Linked DNA regions of Homo sapiens: region 2 is linked to region 1. A link is a loop called in an ENCODE intact Hi-C map of the cell type or tissue named here. Cell type or tissue: PC-3. All regions are shown on one strand.

Region 1 (8,000 bases):
AAATATATTTAAAAAAAATTAGCTGGGCATGGTGGCAGACGCCTGTAATCCCAGCTACTCTGGAGGCTGAGGCACAAGAATCACTTGAACCTGGGAGGCAGAGGTTGCAGTCAGCTATCATGCCACTGCACTCCAGCCTGGATGACAAAGTAAGACTCTGTCTCTCAAAAAAACAAAACTTATGAATTGTTTATTTCTGGAATTTTTAATTTAATATTTTTGGACGGTGGGTGATTGAAACAATGGAAAACAAAACCATAGATGACGGGAGGGAGAAACTGCTGTACATGAGTGTTCATAGCGACACTATTTGCAGTGCCAAAAGACAAAACCAATCCAATGTCCAGCAACATCTGAATGGATAAACAAATGTGGTACATACACACGGTGGAATATTATTCTGCCATAAAAAGGAATGAAGTACTGATTTGTGCTACGACATGAGTGAATCTTGAAAACAGTATGCTAAGTAAGAGAAGTCAGACACAAAAGACCAGAGATGTATGAGTTTACTTATATGAAATATCCAGAACACGTAAATCCATAGAAACAGAATGCAGATTGGTGGTGGCCAGAGGTGGGAGGTTTGGGGGAATGGGGAGTAATTGCTGAATAGGAACAGAGTTTATTTTGGAATGACAGAAATGTTTTGGACCAGACAGAGGTAGTGACTGCACAGTGTTGTGAATAACCAAGTGCCCTAAATGTTATGCTAGGTGAATTTCACTTCAAATTTTAAAATTCTACAGCAAACATCATACTTAATGGTGAAATATTGAAAGCATTCCACTGAGTTTAGAACAATGATGACCATTGTCACCACTTCTTTTTAACATGGTAGTAGAGGTCTTAGCCAGTGAAACAATTACAAACAAGAAAAAGAGGAAGAAAAAGAAAGGAGGAGGAGGAAGAGAAGATGTACAGGGGGAGGGAGAGGATAAATAAAATGTCTGAGAATCAGTAAGTTAGCCAGGTGTGATAGCATGCCTCTGTAGTCTCAGCTACTTGGGGAGCTGAGGCAGGAGGATCTCTTGAACCTGGGAGGTCAAGGCTGCAGTGAGCCAAGATGGCGCCACTACACTCCAGCCTGGGTGACAAAGTGAGACTCTGCCTCAAAAATATTTTAAATAAATAAAATAATAAATAAATAAATAAATGAAAATAAAAATTTTAAAAAAGAATCAGTAAGGGAGAAATTAAAATTGCTATAATACACAAATGACATTATTATAGACCTGGAAAGTCTAAACAAATCTACAGATAAACTGCTACCATGACTGGGTACAGTGGCCCATGCCTGTAATCCCAGCACTTTAGGAGGCTGAGGTGGGCGAATCATTTGAGGTCAGGAGTTCAAGACCAGCCTGGCCAACATGGTGAAACCCCGTCTCTACTAAAAATACAAAAATTATCCAGGCATGGTGGTGTGTGCCTATAATCCCAGCTACTCGGGAGGCTGAGACACGAGAATGGCTTGAACCCAGGAGGCAGAGGTTGCAGTGAGCAGAGATCACACCACTGCACTCCAGCCTCGGTGACAGAGTGAGACGCTGTCTCCAAAAAAAAACCTGCTACCATTAATAAATGAATTTAACAAGTCAGTAGATACAAAGTCAAAATTTTTAAAAATTCATTGTATTTCTATCTAATTAGAAATTGAAAAAAATTAAATATCATATACAGTAGCATCAAGGACATAAATATACAGGGATGAACGAAACAAAACTGTACAGAGCCTCTACACAAAAAATTATACAACTTTATGGAGGATTATAAAAGATCGTAAAAAATGAAAGGATATAATTTCAGGATATGTTCAGGATCGAAATACTCAGTATTGGCTAGGGGCAGTGGCTCACACCTGTAATCCCAGCAGTTTGGGAAGCTGAAGCGGGTAGATCACCTGAGGCCAGGAGTTTAATACTAGTCTGGCCAACATGGTGAAACCCCATCTCTACCAAAAATACAAAAATTAGTCGGGCGTAGTGGCGGGCACCTGCAATCCCGACTACTCAGGAGGCTGAGGTAGGAGAATCGCTTGAACCCAGCAGGTAGAGGTTGCAGTGAGACAGGGTTGTACCACTGCACTCCAGCCTGGGCAACAGAATGAGACTCTGTTTCAGAAAAAAGAAAGAAAAGAAATAGTATTGTTAAGATATCACTTCTCCCTAACTTGATCTATAGATTCAAAGCAATCACAATTAAAATCCCAGCGGATTTTTGTGGTGGCAGGGGTATAGGGGAAAGGGAATGAGGGAGGTTGAAATGGACAAACCAATTCTGGAATTTATGTGAAAATACAAAGGGCCAAGAATAGTTAGGAAAGTCTTGAAAAATAAAAACAAAGTTGAAGGATTTGGACCATAGTAGTTTCTTCTTATCTGTGAGGGTTATGTTTCAAGACCCCTGGTGGATGCCTGAAATCACAGATAATAGCAAAACCTATATATACTATGGTTTTTTTTTTCTGTTATATACCTATAATAAAATTGACTTACAAATTGGTCCCATTAAGAGATTAACAACAAAAACTAATAATAAAATAGAACAATTATAACAATATATAGGAATGAAAGTTATGCGAATGTGGTCTCTCCTTCTCAAAATATATCATTGTTCTGTACCTTGAGTAACATAAACCATGGAAAGAGGAACTGTAGACAAGGGGGTACTACTGGGCAATAACTAAAATAGCCCAGTATTAATGCAAAGACAGGCAAACAGGCCAATGTGAAATAACAGAGTGTCCAGAAACAGCACACACATATACAGACAAGACAAAAAATAACACGTTAGCACAGCGGGGAAGAGGTGGGTCTTTTCTATTAGTGGTGCTGGGTCAGCTGAATAACCATATAGGAGGAAAAAGAGTGAATCTTGACTCTTATCTCATACCATACACAAAAATCAAATCCAGATAGGCGCTGAATGTGAAAGGTGAAACAATAAAGCTTTTAGAAACTGGCGTAGAAAAATATATTTATGTCCTTATTTTAGGCAAAATGTATTAAGCAGGACACGAAGAAGCACAAATCATAAAAGAAAAGTAGATAAATTGGACTATATTAAAGAGTATCTGTTTATCAAACAAACTATTAAGAGAGTAAAAAGGAAAGCTATTGGAATGGGAAAAGATTTCTTGCATCTGGGTATGGTGGCTCATGCCTATCATCCCAACACTTTCAGAGGCCAAGGCAGAGGGATCGCTTGAGCCCAGGAGTTTAAGACCAGCCTGGACAGCATAGCAAGACCCTTTCTCTACAAATAGATAAATAAATATTTTTAAAAATATTTTTGCAATACATATAACTGACAAAGATCTAATATCCAAAATGCATAAAGAACTGCAAATTCATAAGAAAAAGATTAACAACTCAACAGAAAAAAAGCAAATGTCTAGAACACAAAGGATGTTCCAGACAAATGGCCAAGAAACTTGTTTAAAAAGTGTTAATCCTCATTAGTCATCAGTGAATCACAAGTTAAAACCACAGTGAGATATCCACCCACCAGTATACTCAAAATTGACATGACACGTCACTTGCTGGCAAATATGTGGTGGAACTGAAACTCCCAAACACCATTGGTAGAAATGTAATCTGGTACAACTTTGGAAAATGGTTTGGCACTATCAAAGCCAAATGTAAGTGGCCAGGCACAGTGGCTCACGCCTGTAATCCTAGCACTTTGGGAGGCCAAGATGGGTGGATCACTTGAGGTCAGGAGTTTGAGACCAGCCTGGCTAACATGGTGAAACCCCGTCCTACTAAAAATACAAAAATTAGCTGGGCGTGGTGGCGGGTGCCTGTAGTCCCAGCTACTCTGCAGGCTGAGGCAGGAGAATCGCTTGAACCCAGGAGGCAGAGGTTGCAATGAGCCAGGATTGTGCCACTGCACTCCAGCCTGGGCGACAGAGTGAGATTCTGTCTCAAAAAAGAAAAAAAACAAAAGGCTAAATGTAAATAAACCCTTTAACCAGCTAGGTATATACCTAATAAAACTGGCACATTTACACACGAAAAGGCATGTGTGAGAATATCTACAGTGACATCGTTTTTCATAGACAAAGATGAAAACAATCCAAATAGTCATAAACAGAAAAATAGATCAACAATGTGTGTATATTCGTACAATAAAATACTATGCAGAAAGGAATATGAGGGACAGCTAGTACACCCAGCTGCATTTCATAATGTTGAGTGAAAGAAGCTAAACATAAAAGAGGCCATGCTTTATGGTTCCACTGATGTAAAGTTCAAACAAAATCAAACTCATTTCTGGTGTCGGAAGTCAGAAGAGTGGTCCCCTGAGAAGAAAAGTGGCTGAGGGTGCAAGAGACCAGCTTCTGGGCTCCCACAAATTTGTGCATCTGACTGGGCATCACATGAGGGTGCTCGCTTTGAGAAAACTCATCAAGTTATGCCTTCTCTATGTTTATGTTCAATAAATAAGCGTGGGGTTTTTTGTTGCTTGTTTTTGTTTTTGTTTTTTTTGTACAGATGGGGTCTCACTAAGTTGCCCAGGCTGCTTTTGAACCCCTGGACTCAAGCAATCCTCTCACCTTGGCCTTCCAAAGTGCTGAGATTACAGGTGTGAGCCACTGCACCCGGCCTAAATAAGCTTTTTTTTAATGAATGTAGCTTATACACACCAGTCTTTGGTAAATCTAAAAATACACTTATAGATGCACAAATAACCAAAAAAAATCTTACCTTTGTCCCTTTCTTACACAGGCTGGGGTCCTAGCCCTGCTTACAAATCTCCACCATCTTCTCAACACTGTGCTAGAGTTTTCAGCAGAAACCTCGTGCATATTTACAAAATAGTCTGTCAAACATTTCAACTCCTACAAATTCCAGAAAACCAGTTGTATAGAGTCAAAATCAAAATCCAAGTTAGGGCTCAGCCAGAAGACTCTGTTACTCAAAAATAAGATCACATACCCCGACTTGTTTTTTGAATTTTTTCATGGACTTTTCCCCTTATCATCAGCATGTTTAAATCCACCGTATCTCCTTTAACAGCTATGTAATAATCTATTTTATAACTTTACAGTATTTTACTTAACAATCCCCTTTTAAAGGACATTTAGGTTGTTTCTAGCTTTTTGCTTTTATAAAAATGTTCCAGTGACTATTCAAGCACATACATCATTCTCATTTGATGATTTATCCTTTCATTTGAATAAGTTATCTGGGGCCAGGCACAATGGCTCACACCTGTAATCCCAGCACTTTGGGAGGGCGATGCAGGCAATCACCTGAGGTCAGAAGTTCGAGACCAGCCTGACCAACATGGTGAAACCCTGCCTCTACTAAAAATACAAAAATTAGCTGAGCATGGTGGCAGGCGCCTGTGGTCCCAGCTACACAGGAGGCTGAGGCAGAAGAATCACTTGAACCCGGGAGACAGAGGTTACAGTGTGCCCAGATTGAACCACTGCACTCTAGCCTGGGCAACAGAGGGAGACTCCACTGAAAAAAAAAAAAGTTATTTGAAGTTGAAATATTAGGCCAAGTGGCTGGCTGTGTGTAGTGGTTCACACCTGTAATCCCAAACCTTTTGGAGGCTGAGGCAGGAAGATCACTTGAGGCTAGGAGTTTGAGGGCAACCTGGGCAATATAGCAAGACCCTATATCTACAAAAGATTTTTAAAAATTAGCCAGGTGTGGTGGTGCACACCTGTAATCTCAGCCCTTTGGGAGGCTAAGAGAGGAGGATTGCTTGAGCCCAGGAATTTGAGGGTACAGTGAGCCATAACGGCACCACTGCCCTCCAGCCTGAGTGATGGAGCAAGACCCCGTCTGAAAAAAATTTAAAAAAGAAAGATTTAAAAAAGAAAAACTCACAACCACCCTATAAGGCAGACACAACTGTACTTTACAGAGGAGAAACTGAAATTCAGAGCATTAAGTGATTTGCCCAAAATCCCCAAAGCTGGTAAGTGGCAGGGCCAGCCTGGTCCACAGGGGGCTTAACCCTGCTGTACTCTGTGACCTTACTTCACTTTTGTCGAGGGTCCGCTGATCCCTGAGCCCTGCTGTGTTAGCAGTTACCATGGAAGAACTTTCTCCAAAGAGAGAGGTGGTTCTACCCCGGCTTTTGGGAAAAGCACCCACATGTGCCTGCAGGGAAGGAAAGGGCTTCTGAAGGGCTATCCCTCCCCGGGGGGCTTGGCTGGGGCCCTGAACGGGGCACCAACTGTGCTCTGGTCTTCAGAGCTGAGCCAGGGACGCCCAGGATGGGTTCTCCTCTCCACCAAGCAGGGGATGTGTGCACTGCAGCTTCCTCCAGGCTCTGTCTCCACACACCTTCTGGGCACCAGGGGACTCTGAGCACAGCCTCAGCCCCAGCCTGCACCTCTGCCAACTGGGAGCTGGGGGCTCTTGGCTGTTGCGTCCATCAAGACTCTCAAGGGTCATCACAGCTTCCAAACAGAGCCCCTTTTTCCCCCAGTCCTCCTCCAGGAAGCCCCCTGGAGCCCCAGCCCACAGACAGTGCCCCTGGGATGTGCTGGCCATCCCCTCCTCCAGCCCATCGTTTTCCCTGCAGGTCTGTCTTCAGGACCTGTCTTCCTTTTCTCCTTAATCCACACCTCCTTCTCCTTCTCAAGCAGGAACTAGACCGTTTTCACCTTGGAGGTCCCCACAGTCCCCAGCCAAGAGCTGGGCTCACAGAACGTGCTTAATAAACTGGGCACAGTGGCTCACGCCTGTATTCCCAGCACTTTGGGAGGCTGAGGCGGAGGATTGCTTGAGCCCAGGAGTTCAGCAACAGCCTGGGCAACATAGTGAGACCCTGTCTCTATAAAAAATTTACAAAATAAAATTAGCTGTACATGGTGGTGTGCATCTGTGGTCCCAGCTACTTTGGGAGACTGAGAACTATAATGGGAGGATCGCTTGAGACCAGGAAGTCAAGACTGCAGTGAGCTGTGACCACACCACTGCACTTCCACTTGGGCAACAAAGCAAGATCCTGTCTCTTAAAACACACACACACACACACACACACACACACACACACACCCCACATCATTTTGTAAAGGTCAAAATATAAAAATAAAAAAGAAAGTGCTTAATAAATACTGGTGATGGGCTGTACCTGGTGGCTCATGCTTATAATCCCAGCACTTTGGGAGGCCAAGGCGGGCGGATCACTTGAAGTCAGGAGTTCCAGACCAGCCTGGCCAATATGGTGAAACCCCGTCTCTACTGAAAAATACAAAAATTAGCCAGACATGGTGGCGGGTGCCTGTAATCCCAGCTACTCAGGAGGCTGAGGTAAGAGGATCACGAATCAGGGAGGCGGAGGTTGCAGTGAGCCGAGATCGCACCACAGCACTCCAGCCTGGGCATCGCAGCAAGACTCTGTCTCAAAAAAAAAAAAAAATAGTAATTAATTAAAAAAATAAATATTGGTGATGAATGGGCACATAAATAGCTCCATCAAAGAATTTCCAAATGAACACGCTTACGTGCGTGTGACTCCTTTATGAAAGGAGCATGGCTGGAGAATGGCTTGAATGCTTTGGGTTATGGTGGAAACGGAAAACCTGCCTTTGGGATTGAGCTCTGCCCTGACCAGTTTTGGTCCCTGGCTTGGGATGAATCACAAATAACCTTTCCAAACCTGGGATTCCTCATGTGTGAAAATGGACGTGATGGAGCAGTTCCGCACTCCTCACAGGTTTGAGGGAAGGGAAGGAGGTGAAGGCCACGGCGAGTGGCAGCGTGAAGAGTGGTCCTAATTTCACTTTCCATCCACTGTGCAGTGTAGTGATAAATACCTGGGAGCAAGAGAGGGTCTTCCTCAGGGCCCCCAAGCCCATGCAGTACACGGCAGTTCACTTCTCCTCCACTGGCCCAAGAGGAAAGCTGTGTTTTCAGCCTTTATTACATACATCTATGTATAGAGATATAGATATCTATTTTTTGAGACAGGGTCTCACTCTGTTGCCCAAGCTAGAGTGAAGTGACGTGATCTCAGCTCACTGCAGC
Region 2 (8,000 bases), 170 kb before region 1:
TCTGAGGTGGCAGACGCCTGGCTTGGCATCCATCTCCCCTCCCTGCATGGCCTAGTCTTCCCTGGAGACAGAGATGGTCGTGTATGTGAGTCCTGGAAAATGAGATGGAAGCGTAAGTGTGTGGTGGATGTCATGGAAGGCCACCTAAGGGAAACATCTCTCCTGGGAACTGGTGTGCACGCCGCCTGCCTCCTCCCTCAGTCTAGCCTCTGGAACAGAGAACGCACCCTCTCCATTACTCCTGCCTCCTTCAAGACTCTTGTCAAATATCACCTCTCAATGAGATTTCTTCTTTTTATTCTTTTTCTGAACTCTGTTGCCCAGGATGGAGTGCAGTGGCACAATCATAGCTCACTGCAGCCTCAAACTCCTGGGCTCAAATGATCCTTCCTCCTCAGCCTCCTGAATATCTGGGACCACAGGTGTGCACCACCACACCTGGCTAATTTTTTTATTTGTAGAGACGATATCTCACTATGTTGCCCAGGCTGGTTTTGAACTCCTAGGCTCAAGCAATCCTCCTGTCTTGACCACCCAAAGTGCTGGAATTACAGGTGTGAGCCACTCAGCCCAACCTCAATGAGATCTTTTCTAACTGCCCTACTTAAAATATCGACACCCCTCCCTTCCCAACTCTCCCGACCATCCTTTCCCTGCCTTTCCCCCAATGTGGTCTACTTTTTAATATTGTAAAATGTACATATTTAGATTTGGTATTTATTGCCTGCTCCCCCACTGGAATATCAACCTCACGATCACGAGGGCAGGGAATTGTCTTCTTTTTTTTTTTTTTGGTCTCTTTTAACACTGATGTATTCCAAGCACCCAGAAAGAACCCATGATAGACATTAATAAGTATCCTGAATGAATAATACACCTCAGCCATTCCATGCCATTTGAAACCCAGACATTCTTAAGGTTCAGCGTTACTCCCACTTTCCATAAAAACCAAGTCCTATAGGCTGCCTCTGCATATCACCTCTCTGATCAATTTTATCCTCTCTATGTCCCCAAACATTGCCTGCATTTGAGGCTCTGTCATCTCCCTCTAGCTATGACATCAGCATCCTATCTTTCCTTTCTTTTTTTTTTTTTTTTTTTTGAGATGGAGTTTCACTCTTGTTGCACAGGCTGGAATGCAGTGGTGCCATCTCGGCTCACTGCAACCTCCGCCTCCCAGGTTCAAGTAATTCTCCTGCCTCAGCCTCCTGAATAGCTGGGATTACAGGCACACACCACCACGCCCAGCTAATTTTTGTATTTTTAGTAGAGACGGGATCTCACCATGTTGGCCAGGCTGTTCTTGAACTTCTGACCTCAAGCGATCCACCTGCCTCAGCCTCTCAAAGTGCTGTCTCTCTGTTCTCAATCCTTTCCCCTCCAACCCACCCTACAGAGAGAGGACCTCACAGTGTTAATGTCCTGCTTAAAACCTTTCTATGGCAGGCGGGCATGGTGGCTTACACCTGTAGTACCCCGGGAGACTGAGGCAGGAGGATGGCTCAAGCCCAGGAGTTTGAGTTCAGCCTGGGCAACATAGTGAGACCCTGTCTCAGAGAAAACAAATTTATGAGTTTCAAGTCAAGGCTAAATTGGAAAAAATAAAATAAATTTAACCAGCCTCTCTATGGCCCCCATGGCCTTCTCAGGAAATCCAGTCTCCAGTGGTCCTGAAGCCTTAAGTGGTCTGGACCCACTTCCTGCTGTGCCTGCTCATCCTCACACCATCCCCCACAACATTCCTCAGGCCTGCAGAACATCTTACTGCTGGCCACAGAGCTCTCCTGCAGACATTTTCATCTTCTGCTCTTTCTGCTGAAAATGATCTCCCTGCGTCTTTTTTTTTTAAGAGTCTTGCTATGTTGCCTGGGCTGGTCTTGAACACCTGGATTCCAGATATCCTCCCGCCTCTGCCTTCTTGGTAGCTAAGATTACAGGCATGAGCTGTGCTATTCAGGTTCCCCTGCCTCTCATCAGGCTTGTTCCTACCTTCCTTGGGGACGTCCTCCAGGAAGCCTTCCTTAGCTTCACACCAGGCTGGGTGAGCTGCCTCATATCTGTGTTCACATATCAACTTGTGCTGATCTTGGTCGGCTTTTCTGACTCGGCCATGAGATCATGTGAGCCTTGAGGACGGAGTTTTGTCTTATTTTATAATCCCAGTGAGGCTGGGTGCAGTGGTGTGCATCAGTAAACCCAGGTTCTGCAGTGAGCTATGCAGTGAGCTATGATAATATCTGTGAATAGCCACTACACTCTAGGTTGGGCAACAGAGCAAGACCCCATCTTTAGAAAATAAAAACAGGCCAGGCACAGTGGTTCACATCGGTAATCCCAGGACTTTGGGAGGCCAAGGTGGGTGGATCACCTGAGCTCAGGAGTTTGAGACCAGCTTGGCCAGCATGGCAAAACCCCATCTCTACTGAAAATACAAAAATTAGCTTGGCACGGTGGCGCATGCCTGTAACCCCAGCTACTCAGGAGGCTGAGGCTGGAGAATCGCTTGGACCTGGGAGGCGGAGGTTGCAGTGAGCTGAGATCGTGCCACTGCACTCTGGCTTGGGTGACAGAGCAAGACCCCATCTCAGAAAAAAAAAAAAAGTAAATAATAAATAACAAAACAAATTAAATTTATTATTTAAATTTTTTAAATAACAAATGATAATCCCAGTGAGGATACATCATCTAAATAGTAGGCACTTAGTAAATAAGAAGGGAAGGAAAGCAGGAAGAAGGGAAGAGGGAAAGCAGAAAAGAAGAAAGAAAGGTCTCAAATGCTCAGCTCTCTTTCTGGGCACATGGTGGGGCTGCACCTCTCCACCCACTTGAGCTCGTGCACGGCCATGTGATCTGCTTTGGCCCATGAAGTATGAGTGAAAATGACATGTGTCACTTTTAGGCAGAAGCAGACAGGTCAGTCTGTGGTCTCCATCCTCTTTTTACTGCCTGCTGGGTCACAGAAGCACTTGTTGAGATGGAGTCTCTGTCACACAAGGCCCCTGAGTGACTAAGACAAGCAGAGCCCCTGGTGGACCTGCAGTGGACACACAGCATGGGGTGAGAAAGACACTCTGTTCTTTTGAACTGCTGAGAGTTTAGGGTTTATTATTAACCTAGCACAACCACGTCTCTTCTTTTTTTTTTTTTTTTTTGAGATGGAGTTTCACTCTTGTTCCTCAGGCTGGAATGCAGTGGCGTGATCTCAGATCACTACAACCTCCACCTCCCAGGTTCCAGCGATTCTCCTGCCTCAGCCTCCTGAGTAGCTGAGATTACAGGTGCCCACCCAAAGTACTGGGATTATGGGTGTGACCCACCTTGCCCAGCCACGTCTCTTCTTTTCTTTTTTAATTTCAACTTTTGTTTTAGATGCAGAGGATATACATGCAGGTTTGTTACATGGGTATATTGCATGATGCCGAAGTTTAAGGTACGATTGATTCTGTCACAAGCATAGGACCCAATAAGTAGTTTTCCAACCCCTGCAGCTCTCTTCCTCTACCCTCTAGGAGTCCCCAGTGTCTATTGTTTCCATCTTTGTGTCCCAATACCCAATATTTTGCTCCCACTTATAAGTAAGAACATGGGGTATTTGGTTTTCTGTTTCTATGTTAATTCAAGTGCAGTTGGTTTGAGGTATCAGGGAAAATCGCATCTTTTTACCCTTCTATTTGCTAAGAATATCAGACACTACCTTGCCTTTCCCACTGCTATACAATTTCAATTCCAATTGTCTGTTTTCCATAGATTCTTGCAAAGATGCTATAAGGTGAACAGGTGAAATATTATTTATTTATTTATTTTTTTTTTTTTTTGAGACGGAGTCTCGCTCTGTCGCCCAGGCTGGAGTGCAGTGGCGGGATCTCGGCTCACTGCAAGCTCCGCCTCCCGGGTTCACGCCATTCTCCTGCCTCAGCCTCCCAAGTAGCTGGGACTACAGGCGCCCGCCACTACGCCCGGCTAATTTTTTGTATTTTTAGTAGAGACGGGGTTTCACCGTTTTAGCCGGGATGGTCTCGATCTCCTGACCTCGTGATCCGCCCGCCTCGGCCTCCCAAAGTGCTGGGATTACAGGCGTGAGCCACCGCGCCCGGCCCAGGTGAAATATTATTATCCTCCACCTACAAACTAAGAAAAAGAACCTGAATGACTGCCCGGGACTCCCTGGGTAGGAGAGAGGGGAGCTAACACCAGAGCCCAGGTCCCCAGCTCCCCACCCAGGGCTTCACTGCTTGGCTCCAGTCAATAAAATAGCACAGGTCTAAAGAGTCTAAAATCTGGAGGTCCCCACCAGAAAGGGATCCTTCTTTTTTTAAAAAGGAAATATATCCAAAGGTTAGAATCAGGCCAGGCGCGGTGGCTCACACCTGTAATCTCAACACTTTGGGAGGCCAAGGCAGGTTGATCACTTGAGGTCAGGAGTTCGAGACTTGCCTGGCCAACATGGTGAATCCCCCATCTCTACTAAAAATACAAAAATTAGCGGGGAATGGTGGCAAGTGCCTGTAATCCCAGTTACTCGGTAGGCTGAGGCAAGAGAATCGCTTGAACTTGGGAAGCAGAGGTTGCAGTGAGCCGAGATTGCACCACTGCACTCCAGCCTGGGTGACAGAGTGAGACCCCTTCTCAAAAAAAAAGAAAAAAAGGGTTGGAATCGTGGACTTTAAAGCCCGACTGCCCAAGCTGGCCCCAGCTCCAGCCCTCACTACCCAGAGATCATGAGCATAGCTCCCTCTCTCTCAAGCTCCATTCCTCCAGGCCTGTAACACTGGGATAATAATAGTATCTACTTCTTACTCTTGTGAGTTTTAAATAAACAAATCCATGAAGAAGACTTGGCATGGCGTCTGGCATATAATAAAGGCTCGCTGAGATTTCTCTATGACTACCCTGTTATCACAGTTCTTTCCATTTAAACAGCCGCCTTCCAGGACTGTAATGCCAGGCTGCTGCCACAAGGTGGCACTGTTGTCTCTGGCCACCCTTCCTGAGTCGCTAAAGCTTCATTTCTCAAAATGCCAAGTTGAGTCAGGACGGAAGGAGAACCCAGAAAAAGATGACAGAGTCCGAGAACTCCAGACAAAAACGTGACTTCCTTGTCACATCAAAAATGATGAAACTGCTTCCGTCTTTTATCTCTGCTCTTTCTTGTAGCTGGATCCCCACACCTCAGAATAGGCTGAAGCAGCTGGTAAAATTGGGCTGCCCAGCCCCAACCCCACACCACGGGTATAACTGGGCGGGGGGTCCTAGTGGAAGGTGATTGAATCCACTGCTGTAGAGAAGGGCTTCTAGGGCTGTAGCACGCTTACGCCTCACCTGGGCACCTTATGAAAATGCAGATTCCGATTCTCAGCCTCTCTGTGCCTTATTTCCTTCATCTCAAAATAGGGAATAATAATGGCACCTACTTCAGGGAGTTATTATGCAGAAAAAGATGACAGCATGATCAGTTAAGTGATTAATTGAATAAGCAGGGCACATGGCGAGTGTCCTTGCAAGCTTTTATGTTAGAGAGAAAAAAAAGGTCAGGCTTGGGGCTGTGGGATGGGGCCTGGCACTGTGCATTTCTTTTTTGTTTGTTTGTTTTTGTTTTTGTTCTTTGAGACGAATTCTTCACTCTGTAGCCCAAGCTGGAGTGCAGTGGTGCAATCTCAGCTTACCGCAACCTCCACCTCCGGGGGCTCAAGCGATTCTCGTGCCTCAGCCTCCCAAGTAGGTGGGACTGCAGGCGCGTATCACCACGCCCAGCTAATTTTTTGTATGTCAGTAGAGACGGGGTTTCACCATGTTGCCCAGGGTCATTCCGAACTTCTGAGCTCAGGAGATCCGCCCGCCTCGGCCTCCCATTACAGGTGTGAGCCACCGCGCCCAGCCAGCACTGTGCATTTCTAACAAGCTCTTGAGTGAGGTCTGTGCTGCGGTTCCGGGCCCCATACTCTGAGGACCTGGCCCATTTGTGGCAAATGGAATTGGCGACCTCTTGGAAGTCAAGGCTGCAGTGAGCCGAGTTCCTTATGCATGCCGGTTCACCCAGCCGCACAACAGCCCTGTGAAATCAGTGTCATTGTTGCCGTTTTATGGATGATAAATGAAAACATTAAGTAACTGTCCCAAGGTTGTAACAGCTAATTATTAGCAGAGCCGGAACTCAAACACAATACACTCTGCTAAATCAAATGTTATTGTTTTATGTTGAATTAAAGTAAACGTGGCCCAGCTTTCCCTCCCTGACTTCTCAAGACAAAGAGAAAAGATCACGGAGGCAGCAGAGAGTGGAAAGGAGGGCAGCGCCTGGAGCCAAATCTATCGGACTCACAGTCTGTCCAGTCAGGAGCTGTGTGACCCTGACGAGTTGCTCAGCCTCTCTGTGCCTTATTTTCTTCATCTCAAAATAGGGAATAATAATGGCACCTACTTCGGGGAGTTATTATGCAGAAAAAGATGACAGCATGATCAATTAAGTGATAAATTAAATAAGCAGGACACATGGTGAGTGCTCAGTCATTGTCTGCACCGAGGGCTTATGTCCAAGGCTGTGAGAACTGCAGGGACCCATGATCTCCACTTTGGGCTTTAGGGAGCTCACAGTCTGATGAGGGAGAGTGGGGAAAGTGATCGCAGAAGGCCCATCGGAGCACCCATGGGGAGCAATCACCACCACGCAGCTCAGCATAAGGCAGCCACCAGCACCCCACAGGAACTGTCAAAGCTCATCTGTATGTTCATCTGCTCCTACACTCCCCAAACAAGTTTAACACCTTGAGTGAGTCCACTCATTATGGATGCAACGAGACCACAGAGGACATGAGATGGAGGCTGTGAATCCACTAGGCCCTTTGTTCCAAAAGACTCTTGCAGCAGGAGCTGACCACAACGCGAATGACTGCAGTGTGTAAAGACATGATTTGTACCATCAGGCCTCTAAATGCACACCTGCGACTTCACATGGTGCCTCAACAGTGATCCATTCCAAGGCCGGAGGAGAAACAGCCTCGCATTTACTGAGATAAGGTGGCTGGTCTCAAATGTGGGGCCTGGCTGTTTTCAAGGGTGAGTCTAGACACTCTTTACTCTGTAGTTGCAGTTTAAACCCTGGGTAATTTGAGCCTGCTCATCTGGGTCATAGTTAACAATGTGTCTTCAAGAGACTGGAAACAAACTGCCCTTCAGGAAACCAGGTACAGTCTCAGCTACTCTGGACGCTGGGGTAGCAGGATCCCTTGAGCCCAGGAGTTCAAGGCTATAGTGCACTATGATTGCACCTGTGAATAGCCACTGCACTCCAGCCTGGGCAACATCGGGAGACCTCATCTCTAAAAATTAATAAAATAAATGCCCATCATTAGGGAACTAGTGAAAGAAATTGTAAAATAAGCTGCTTGAGCAGATAAAAGCAATAGAATGTGGGGGCTCTCAATGTTCTTATATAGATAGATTTCGTCCTATGAAAATAACAAGCTACGGCTGGGCATGGTGGTTCACACCTGTAATCCCAGCACTTTGGGAAGCTGAGGCAGGCAGATCATCACCTGAGGTCAGGAGTTCGAGACCAGCTTGGCCAACATGGCGAAACCCCATCTCTACTAAAAATATAAAAATTAGCTGGGCATGGTGGCATGCACCTGTAATCCCAGCTACTAGGAGGCTGAGGCAGGAGAATTGTGTGAACCCAGGAGGTGGAGGTTGCAGTGAGCAGAGATCACACTACTTCACTCCAGCCTGGGTGACAGATTGAGACTCCATCTCAAAAATAAAAATAAAAATAAATAAAATAAAATGTAGAAAGATAGTCCCAGCAACTAAGGAGTCTGAGGCAGGAGAATCACTTGAGCCCAGGAGTTTGAGGCTGAAGTGACCCTTGATCGTTCCACTGCACGCCACCTTGGGCAACAGATTGAAACCCCAACGCACATACAAAAAAAAAGGTGGAAAGTTCCACAAAAAACAAACAGTAGTGGTTATCCCTAAGGGAGTCCACTAGGAAGACGGGGGACAGA

What was found. Hi-C counts contacts between places; a loop is a spot of excess contacts. Peaks named below come from ENCODE experiments on the same cell type or tissue, not always from the same donor. Only the 100,000 strongest peaks of a DNase experiment are listed, where the experiment ranks them.
Region 2: a loop joins it to region 1, with 4 times the contacts of the local background. A loop is called at or near these places in 9 of 110 quality-filtered maps.

What each region holds. Positions count from the first base shown.
Region 1 is chr16:48,454,065-48,462,064 of GRCh38, reverse strand. No RefSeq gene overlaps it. Among named protein-coding and RNA genes, the nearest start is that of SIAH1, 73 kb to the right of the region's middle. RefSeq lists an enhancer at 5,794-6,293. In PC-3, no CTCF peak of the experiment used is centred here; a DNase peak (open chromatin) is centred at 3,524; H3K27ac peaks cover 1,766 bases.
Region 2 is chr16:48,627,556-48,635,555 of GRCh38, reverse strand. The region is part of intron 1 of LOC105371240 (a long non-coding RNA gene); the gene reads right to left. Among named protein-coding and RNA genes, the nearest start is that of N4BP1, 21 kb to the right of the region's middle. RefSeq lists enhancers at 5,279-5,778, 5,779-6,280. In PC-3, a CTCF peak has its summit at 4,967 (motif pointing right); a DNase peak (open chromatin) is centred at 4,995; H3K4me3 peaks cover 494 bases.